Linked DNA regions of Homo sapiens: region 2 is linked to region 1. A link is a loop called in an ENCODE intact Hi-C map of the cell type or tissue named here. Cell type or tissue: GM12878. All regions are shown on one strand. Each heading gives the region's core, and the rest is flanking DNA. Links, peaks and the distances in the headings are about the cores only.

Region 1 (5,388 bases), core at 208-5,207:
TTTCCTGTGAGTATATACCCAGTAATGGAACTACTGGGTCAAATGGTAGCTCTGTTTTTAGTTCTTTGAGAAATTTCCAAACTGCCTTCCAGAGGGGCTGAACTAGTTCACATTTCCACTAACAATGTATAAGGATTCCTATTCTCTGCAGCCTTGCCAGTATATGTTATTTTTTGACTTTTAATAACTGGAAGTTTTTTTCTGATTAGAAAGGTGATACATGCTTTTTTCAATAAGTAAATATTGAAGAGAGAAAGTACAAGATTGACTACTATTTACACTTTGATATTACATTTTCCTACTTAAATTTATTCATTCATTTGTTTATTCATCAAATATTGGGCACCACCAATTTCTAGAACATTCTTAGATGAAAGGGATACAGTGATATGCAAGGCTAGCTTCATTCTTGCACTCACAGGGCAAGAAGTCTAGAGGACCTTTAAACCAATGGACAAATATATCTTTATAAATTTTGATAAATTCTTTAATGGTAAAGAATGATGTTCTATGGAAGGATATACTAGAGGGTCTTTTATAATCTTGGGTGTATTTTAAAGTTTTCTGGGGGGGATTTGAGTGAAATATGACTAATCAGTAGAAGCATTTAGGTGAAGTGAGAAAGAGGAGAGGGAGAGGGAAGGATACGCAAAGGCCCAGGATGGGAGGCTGTGATGTGATCAGAAACTGGCAGGAACTATTCACAGTAGCAAAGACATGGAATCACCATAGGTGCCCAGTAGATTGAATAAAGAAACTGTGGTACATATACAGTGTATATGTACATGGGATACTACACAGCCATGAAGAAGAACAATAGTATGTCCTTTACAGCCACATGGATGCCCCTGGAGGCTATTATTCTAAGTGAATTAATGCAGGAACAGAAAACCAAATACAGCATGTTCTCATAAGTGGGAGCTAAACATTGGGTACATATAAACATGAAGATGGGAATAGTAGACACTGGAGTGGGTTGAAAAAGTTCCTGTGGGGTACTGTGGTCACTATTTGGGTTATAGGTTCAACAGAAGCCCCAACCTCAGCATTGCACAATATACCCATGTAACAAACCTGCAGATGTACTCCCTGAATCTAGAGAAAATTTGAAAAAAAAATCCAGAGGGAGAAATAGCAATAATAAAATAAAATAAAAATAAGAAAGAAAACTGGCAGGACTGATTGGCAAGGAGGATGTGGTACCAGGTGAGGCTGGAGAGATGGGTAGGCTAAGCCTTGAGAGTGAGTGCAAAAATGAGTTTTGAGTATTGTCCTGGGAGTGATGGAAAACCACTGGAGGATTTTAAGTTGAGAAGTGATATGATTTCATTGAAATGCTTACTTTGAAAGATGACTTTTCTTTTTTATTTTTAAATGGACATAACAGTTGTATATATTTATCGGGTACCTAGAGATGTTGCAATATATATAATGTATAGTGATCAAATCAGGGTAATTAGCATATCCACCATCTCAAATCTTTCTCATTTCTTTGTGTTGGGAACATTCAATATCCTCCTTCTAGCTATGTGAAATGGTATATTATTGTTAACTACAGTCATCCTACAGAGCTATAGAGCACTACAACTTATTCCTCCTATCTAGTTGTAACTTTTTTATCCTTTAACCAATCTCTCTCTATTCCCCCTTTCCCCCAGATTACTTTTTTAAACTATTTTTTAATTTTTTTTTGAGACAGAGTCTGGCCCTGTTGCCCAGGCTGGAGTGCAATGGCGTGATCTCAGCTCACTGCAACCTCCGCCTCCTGGGTTCAAGCAATTCTCCTGCCTCAGCCTCCCAAGTAGCTGAGATTACAGGCTCCCACCACCACGCCCAGCTAATTTTTTGTATTTTTAGTAGAAATGGGGTTTCACCATGCTGGCCAGACTGGTCTCGAACTCCTGACCTCAAGGGATCTGGCCGCCTCAGCCTCCCAAAGTGCTGTGATTACAGGCATGAACCACAGCACCTGGCCCCAGATTACCCTTAAAACACAGCCAAATACGTTAAAGCTATTCCCAAAGCAGTTCGGTCTGTTGGCTCCCATGAAGACTGAGTCTTCCACAACCAAGTAGAAAAACCCAGCTAGGCACAGTGGCTCACGTCTGTAATCCCAGCACTTTGGGAGGCTGAGGCAGGCGGATCAGATTGCTTGACTGAACTCAGGAGTTTGAGACCAGACTGGGCAACGTGGAGAAACCTCGTCTCTACAAAAAAGTACAAAAATTAGCTGGATGTGGTGTCATGTGCCTGTAGTCCCAGCTACTTGGGAGGCTGAGGTGTGAGGATTGCTTAAGCCTGGAAGGTCAAGGTTGTAGTGAGCCAAGATTCAGCCTGGGAGACAGAGCAAGACCCTGTCTCAACAACAAGAACAACAACAACAACCCAAGTAAATATCTTTTTCCACACTAATTTTTCCAAGAGAAACGAGGTCAAGGCTACAGGTCAACTTTGGTTTGGAGGTTTCTCTTTGATGTTTACGTACTACTTTGGTTTTTACTTTTTCATAACAGAACTGATATGTATAAGCAAAATGTTGCAGTGGAAAACACTGGGAGAATTGGTCTCTGTGTTGAATTGAGGGGATTGGCATTAAACCTTAGAGAAGCGAAGACATCACACATATAGCAAAGGGAAAAATGTCTAATCCACAGCATTTCAGTAATTCCTGCACTGTAGGTCATGAGGAGCAGAGGACAAGAGGGAGCTTTGACCAGTGGCGCTGGGTGCAAAGAACCAGGCCACAAGCTGGTGGCAGGAAACAGCCAGCATGACTCAGAGGGGGCTTGATGTTTTCACATTCGGTTCACAGGAAACTTTGGGGGTTTCCAAATTGAGGGTGAGGTTGCTATCAGAAGTATGGCCATCAGATGCTGTGTAGCCAAAGAAAGACACAATATCCACTAAAGGGTTGGTCTTTGAGAGTGGCTTCAGAAATGGAAAGGGAAATGTTATTGCTCACCAGGTAACCAGCCCAGGCAATAGGACAGTGAACTCCAAATGCGGCCAAGCCAGGACCTTGTTTCATGGACACCTTGCTGAGATACAACTTCGACTTGTCTTGGTTTTGGTAATGCTGGGGGTAGTAGATGCTTGCACTGTGATCTGGACAGTGCCCCCTACTCATTGGATGATTCTGGGAAACTCCCTTAGTCTTTTAAAGCCACTGTTTTCTTTACTATGAAAGTAGGAGTACAATCCTTGCAGGGTTACTATAGAATCAGATGAGGTTATGTACCATGTCTGGCACTAGGTAACCACTCAGCAAATATTAGCTATTATTAAATCTCAAAATATGCAGTAAAATATGATTTCTCTGTGTCTTGGTTTCTACATCTATGCAATAGGAAACAGCAAACTGTTAAATCAATTTTATTTGTAAAGCATGTAAGGAATCTGAAAGGAAAGATCACTTTATCAAAGTGAAATATTCCCAACAATACGATGGAAGATTTAATCTAAGCTAGATAAATATTATTATTCTCATTATACAAAGGTCAGAATGATGCTGGGAACTAAAGCAACTTGTCAAAAAATGTCAGAGTTTGAGATTAGAATGCTGGTTTTCCTAGCTCCTAGGAATACTGTTAGACAGAGGCTTTCTGAAGCAAATAATCCCCATCCATTCAAATTATTTCAAACACTCCAGATGATTACAACTCAGTCAATTTTTTTTTTTCTTCTTCCATTGAGCTTACATCTCTGAGTTAGGCAAATAGTTTAGTTAAGGAAATAAAATCCCACACGCTTGTGAGACTGCAGCATTGGCTAATCAGGGTGGATGGCTATAGAGGACAGAAGGCGAAGGATCTTCTTTGTAGAAATTTACAAGCAGACCAGAAGAAAGTTAGCAATTCAATCTCATACCACATAAATCAATTAATATTGAAAACCCAAAGAATCATCCCCTTCTAGGATAGTCATACACGGTAAGTTATCTGGTTGTACAAACCAAATAATTACTCATCCAGAATTAGATGTTCCCTAACTTCAAATGATCACAACATCATTTCCAGTTCTCAGGAAATATATAATATAATGTATTTTCCTGCCTCACCATAAATTTCCTGTGGTTTGCATTATCATTGCATATAATATCATAAGCTCCGTGCCTTGCTCAGTAGCTTTAAGACCTTTGTTCTGTTTTCTGTCCCTCTAAAGACATTGCCAATAAATTATAAAGTGACTTTAGTTTGTAAAATAGCAAAAGAAAATCGTCTTAGTTAATCTCTCTGAATGTGTTCATGGGCTCATAGGAAGTTCCAGTTCAGGTGCTAATGTAATCCTGTTATGCCGATCAATACTAAGACAATTTATAGGATTTTATCACTCCCTTCACAAGGTCCTCATGCAAAGCATGTAAGAACTACAAGAAAAATTCCTTTAAAAGCCTGTATCATTATTTTATAGTATGGGACTATTTTATTTAGGTCCTAGGCTCTTATCTAAGTAAGGAGGGCATGTGTGTGTGTGTGTCTGTATTTCATAATGTTAACACAATTAAACTTATTAACAAAGAGTTTATTGTGAAAAAATGATTCTTGGAAATCATATACTCCTTTGTAAACAGAAAAGGCTAAACATTATATACAAGTATAATATGATGTTCCTCTTTCACTACAACTTTAATCTTAATGACTACGTAAAACTCAATCCAGGAAAAAGTCCATTTTGTTATGCACACAAGCAAGCCAATTTTCACTAGGTAGAGTAGAAGATGAAAAAAAACAAGCCTCTCAACCAACCTGTATGTTCACACTTCACCAAACTTCCTGCATTTCTCATGCCTGTATTTTGGCAGGACAGGGCGAAGCACGGCGTGTGGCCTGGTGATAGACATGGCCAGGAGGGCAGGGTGTGGATGGGAACAGAGTACTCTGGTTGAAGGGGAGAGGACCTCAGGGAGCAGGACCAGCTAGCAGGGAAATTGGCTAAAGGCAGCTAAGTCGCTCTGTGGTCTGTATCTAAAATCAGCAAAAGACTTAATTTTGCCTGTGGTCTTGTCTATGTTTGGAATATGTGTCCATTGTAAGGCAAACAGTGAGGGTGTATTTGGCAAATTTTATGACTTTTGGTAAATGAACTCCTGATAAAATCCAGAGAAAATCTGACTAGCCCAAATTATGTGCTCTTTTTTACATTTTAAATTATTTTGAATTGTTTCATTTATAGAGACATGAAAATGATTGTTACTTTATAATTATTTTTTACATAAAACCAATCAATTCTGGAAAGACAATCTAAAGTGAATACTAATAACAAACTTCGAGGTAATTTTTTAAAAAGAATAAAGCATCTTTATATGTTAATGGCCTATGTTCATTGGTAAAGGAATCGTTATTAGTTTATGATGCTATTATTTAAAGATATGATGGGTATATTTTGGAC
Region 2 (5,388 bases), core at 317-5,316, 110 kb after region 1:
TAGACTCAAAGAAAATTAAGTCTGGAAGATGTGCTGCTTGTAGTGATTTAGTATTGCGTAGGTTAATGCTATACACTGTATTGGGGAGAGTATTTATGTAATCAGCTTTTATCAAGTACCTGCTGTTTCCTTTGCCCTCGAACACCTAGCGTGTAGACATAAAAGGATTGGAAGGCAGCTCTTGTTCATTGCATCATATTGCTTTTTAAAATCTAAAAAATCATTACTAGATGATACATGAACAAATACAGTATGATGTGGGTGGGGAAATTCTCCCCAGCTGTGCTGAGGCAATGAGCATGTGGATCTGGAAGAACAGCAGCCGGGCTGAGTCACCACGTCTGCCCCCTGAGTTGTTGGGTGAGGCGGCCGGACTTAGGGAATTCTGATGATTTGCCCAAGGTGAGCTAGATGAGCTGAGTAGGGACTGTGTCTCTAATCAGCCATTTCAGTATGGGGCTTTGTCTGTGGCAACAAACATTCTGTGGTCAAGATGTGGGGAATAGACCCACCTGATTTAGTCCCCACAATACCACAGAAGGTGTTTATTTTATGAATAAAGATATTCGAAATCACAGAGATTAAATAATTTGCACAAAGACACAGGGCTAAATGATAGCAGAACTGGAATTTAAACTCCTATCTGACTCTCTCCATTGTTTATTGTCTTAAAGACAGGAGTGAAGATACACAAGTGGGAATTGATAAGGTGTGTAGGCAAAACAGTCAGCTGAAGGCTTGTTAAAATAGTCGAGAGAAATTCTTCTAGGTGCCAGTAGTATGACAGTAAGAAATGAATTCAGAAAGGAAAGGCAGAAGTCAAGTTGAAAAACCAGTGAAATAAAGATTTCCAGGAGACTCTATGGAGCTAGCCTATAAATGTTATGTTCAAATATTCTAATACCTATAACCAAATAGTGGGAGTACTAATAAAAACCTCTACACCTCGCTTGCACTTCTTTTTCCCACAGGCCAAATCTGCAATCCACTTTAAGGTTAATGGCTCTGTCTTTGAGGTATATTTAGTGTGTTCACCTTTTAAGGGTCACACACATAACTATGATAACCTGATTTATCACCTATACCGTGTAACACTATCTTTTACTCCAAACGAAAAATTAAACTTCCTACAAACTCCATAAAATGCATATTAAAATATCATGCACAGGGCGAATAAAAATTTTACATAATGACAGGTTTAATTTTGTTTATTCTCTTAGCATCTATTCTTGAAAACTAGGCCCCGAATTTCTCTATTTATGCTTCTAAATTCAGAATAGTCTAAAATGTCATTTTTATTATTCCTTATATTAGAGTGCTTAAAATTAAAAACATTCATCAGAAAATTGCTGTCTTTAAAATGTATCACCCAATATGGAATGTAAATATTATCTTTAAATATTTTAAAATTAAATTATTGTTTAATTTATGATTGCATGAGCACAGTGTAGTTGGGCTATGTGTGGGTGGACAGCTCTGTTCTCAGGCAGAAATATGTCCCTTAACACCACTTTAAAAGCCACAAACCAAAAACCTTCAGCTGCCAGACTGAGGACAGAAAGGTTACCGAAAGCCAAAGAGAAACTGTCACTACTAGACATTTCTAATCAGTCCCTAATTATTGAAAGTCACTTTAAAATATATGGGCACATTGAATTTTCAAAACTGCTTTTATGGAACTAACAACCTAAGAATCAACTGATTTTTTTTTCAGCAAAGAAACTATAAATAAATGCAAAGGAAGAAAGGATGGAATAAGACAAATACAGTGACTTGCACTCCCAGGTATAAAATATAAACATACGACCATTTGATTTAAAAATAGAACTTGTATAGCTTTAGCACTCGAGTCAAAAATACACGTTGTCTTAATAAGATGGTAACAAACCCTTATGTGCAAGAAATAGACAATATAAACTTCATATATGATGCCGGTTCTAGTTTGTAAATAGGAAATACTTCTTTAAATGCATGGAGTGTCTTATGCATTTCAGAACATTAAACGTTCATTGTTTCGTCTGAATCTTGAAACGCGGAGGTACCTTTCTACTCATTCAAGCAGTTGGCCTCGAATGTTCGGGGTCTGCTCAGATCCCGCTTGCTCTATGATTCCTGCGTTGGCTGCCCCAGATGGGAGTAATTCTCCCTCCTCTGAGAGCTTGTGGGGTGATGATCTCATAGGGCAATGGCGCTGTCTTGTGTTTGTCTTTCCTTCCTTCCTTAGGATGTATCTCCGAGCTGTCTCTCAGGTCACCTTCTCTCCCTCTTCCCTTCTCCACGTCTCATCCCTTCACTGTAATACCCAGCACAGGACTCTGGCCAGGATTTACAACCACGGTGTCTGTGGGCTGACATGCCTCTGTGTCCTGGCCTGCAGACAAGCCTTGTATGGTCTCTAGTGCTTGTCTGTGTTTACCTAACATTGAAAATCTTGGGAGATTTCATAGAAAAATCTGAATTTCCAGTTTCTTTTGAGGTAGTGGAAGATTTGGCTGCTCTGGGCCAGTCTTACTTCATGGCAGTGACTGGCTAGGGACACATGGGATCTTCCCCTTCAGGATTTGCCCATACACTCCAACTTGCCACGGTCCTCCTGGCTCCCTGTTGCACTCCTGCTTTGAAGCATCATCATGAATTAGTGACTACCATTTTTTCTTTAATGACAGAGAAATACCTATCTGCATTCTGATTTCTATTAAAAGTGAGTTGACAGGCTGGGCTCAGAGACAGGCGAATAACCTGAGGTCAGGAGTTCGAGACCAGCCTGGCCAACATGGTGAAACCCCAACTTTACTAAAAATAGAGTGCGGTGGCATGTGCTGGGTGTGGTGGTGGGTGCCTGTAATCACAGCTACTGGGGAGGCTGAGGCAGGAGAATCGCTTGAACTCACGAGGCGCAGGTTGCTGTGAGCCAAGATTGTGCCAGGGCACTCCAGCCTGGGCGACATAGTGAGACTCCATCTCAAAAAATAAAAAATAAAAAGGTGAGTTGACAAAAGAAAACAAGAAGAAGCCTAGTACAGTGGTGGCCCATGCCTGTAGTCCCAGCTACTCGGGAGGCAGAAGCGAGAGGATCGCTTGGGCTCAGGAGTTCCAGTCCAGCCCGGGAAACATAGCAAGACCCATCTCTAAACAAAAACAAAAACAAGAAACAAGAAAAAGCAAGAAAGGCCACTGGATGATTCCCAATCTGCAGCCCTCATTTTCAATATGGCTTGGCCCTATTGGCATTTGAGTTTGTGCTTTGTGTTAAAGCGAGAAACTTAGGAGCACAAAGTCTGTGATTCGTCACTTACTTCTTAACTGTGAAGCCCATCCTTCTGGTTTCTCATCTCAAAAGGAGAATCCGAGGTAGTTTCGCTTGAGGATTAAGTAAGGTAAATAAGTAATAACTATCACTCCTGGATAATAATGCTCACATGTGCATTTTTGGCCTACAAAGTAGATAAACTGAATGTATCTAGTCCCCAGTTTGTTGGAAACCTTCGGGAGAGTTCTCTCGTACAGGAGGAGACACTTGAACAGAGTTTGGAATACGAACTACCTTTTATACAGCAACGTAAATTTCCATCTGACTGTCCACAACCCCTATAGACCACTGGAGTGCTTCCTCACTGATTTAAAGACTTACTATGCAATGCTGGAGAATCCAGACATTTTGAGGAAAACAGATGATGAACTTCTTAATAGAATCACATTGATGGCTGCTTACTGTTTATACACACCTTCCCAAATTGCCCTGCCTGCCATTTTATCCAGTGCCTTCAGGACTGGAATTACTACGGAAAGTTATTTATTGGACAGTCTGATGTTGAGAGAGAACAGAACTTGCTTGTCACTGTTACGAGATATAATGAAAAGCATGAGAAATTGAGTAAAAAAGTATGTACCACCCAGATCTGAAGAAGCTGCTGTTCTGAAACCGAAGTTGGAGCAATGTCATTCTGCTGAGCTTGCACTTAATGTAATTATGAAGAAGAGGAAAGGCTGTGAAGATAATGATGATATCTCAAAGAAATCCAGACATGAGGAGGAAGAATAGACTGATGATGACCTGGTAGACTCTCTCTAGCCATTTCAAGTTGACTTGTCAATGCTAACTAATCAAGAGAATTAGGAAGCATACCAGGCTTTTAAGGTGAGCCGTGGTTGTGCCACTGCACTCCAGCCTGGGTGACAGAATGAATGAATAAATAAATAAATAGTGTATCATATGTAAACATCAAAACATATTAAACATTTCTATTTGCTATCTAATTTTTTTCTTTCATAGTAGTTCATGTAAAAGAAAACATCTTCAAAAAAGCCAGAAAAAAAAAAAAAAAAGCTCAGCTCATTATCTGCAACATAGTGGGCACGTTTTGTTACTATCCTTATCATGTGTGATGTTAGGAAATCCTTCAGAACTGAGCTCTTCCATGGGATCACCTCAGCAGCACAGGTTAGATTTGCCCAGCAGCTGGAACTCATGAATCAAGGCTATGAGTCATGATCTAATACATATTTGTTAGATACCTACTATGTGTCTGGCACTGTTGTAGATACTTGGTATCTATGTTGTAAACAAAGCACATCTGCTCTTATGAAGGCTTACCACCAGTAAGTGAAGGAGATAAGAAATACATACTTAAATATATATAATTATGCCAGGAACAATATGTGCTGTAAAAAATAAGGCAAGACAGAAGAATAGGGAAAACACAGGAGCATGTACTATCTGTATTAGTCCGTTTTCACACTGTTGATAAAGACATATCTGAGACCGGGCAATTTACAAAAGAAACCTTTTTGACTTTTTTGACTTATTTGACTTACAGTTCCATGTGGCTGGGGAGGCCTCACAATCAAGGCAGAAGGTAAGGGAGGAGCAAGTCACATCTTACATGGATGGCAGCAGGCAAAGAGAGCTTGTGCAGGGAAACTCCCATTTTCAAAACTATCAGAGTTCGTGAGACCCATTCGCTATCATGAGAACAGCATGGGAAAAGACCCACCCCCTCCATGATTCAATCATCTCCCACGTGGTCCCTCCCACATCATGGGAATTATGGGAGCTATAAGATGAGATTTGGGTGGGGACACAAAGCCAAACCATATCACTATTTTATATAGCTTGGAACAAAGAGACGGTTCTCCAGCAGGGACCTGGATGCAGTGAGAGAGAATCATGGAGCATTTGAGGGAGGGACATGGCTGGCAGCGAGGACAGAGTGTTGTGAACAGTGACAAAGAGGTCAGTGAATGAGTGACAGAGACTTGAGAGTTTTCCAGGGGTCACATCCCTTTAGGCCTTATAGGCCATACATAAACACCTAGATTTTAATTGTGATCAGAAATCCTTGGAATCGTTTTTTGAATTTTTAAATTTTTAATTAGTATGGGCATATA

Evidence for each region. Peaks named below come from ENCODE experiments on the same cell type or tissue, not always from the same donor. Only the 100,000 strongest peaks of a DNase experiment are listed, where the experiment ranks them.
Region 2: it touches region 1 in a loop (2.0-fold over the local background); 1 of 110 quality-filtered maps calls a loop at or near these places.

The regions. Positions count from the first base shown.
Region 1 is chr4:182,016,670-182,022,057 of GRCh38, reverse strand. It overlaps a transcript of TENM3 not described here. Among named protein-coding and RNA genes, the nearest start is that of TENM3-AS1, 130 kb to the left of the region's middle. RefSeq lists enhancers at 2,661-3,170, 3,211-3,260. In GM12878, for the core only: no CTCF peak of the experiment used is centred there; a DNase peak (open chromatin) is centred at 2,847; H3K27ac peaks cover 2,573 bases.
Region 2 is chr4:181,904,473-181,909,860 of GRCh38, reverse strand. It overlaps a transcript of TENM3 not described here and the pseudogene CCNHP1. Among named protein-coding and RNA genes, the nearest start is that of TENM3-AS2, 77 kb to the right of the region's middle. In GM12878, for the core only: no CTCF peak of the experiment used is centred there; no DNase peak of the experiment used is centred there.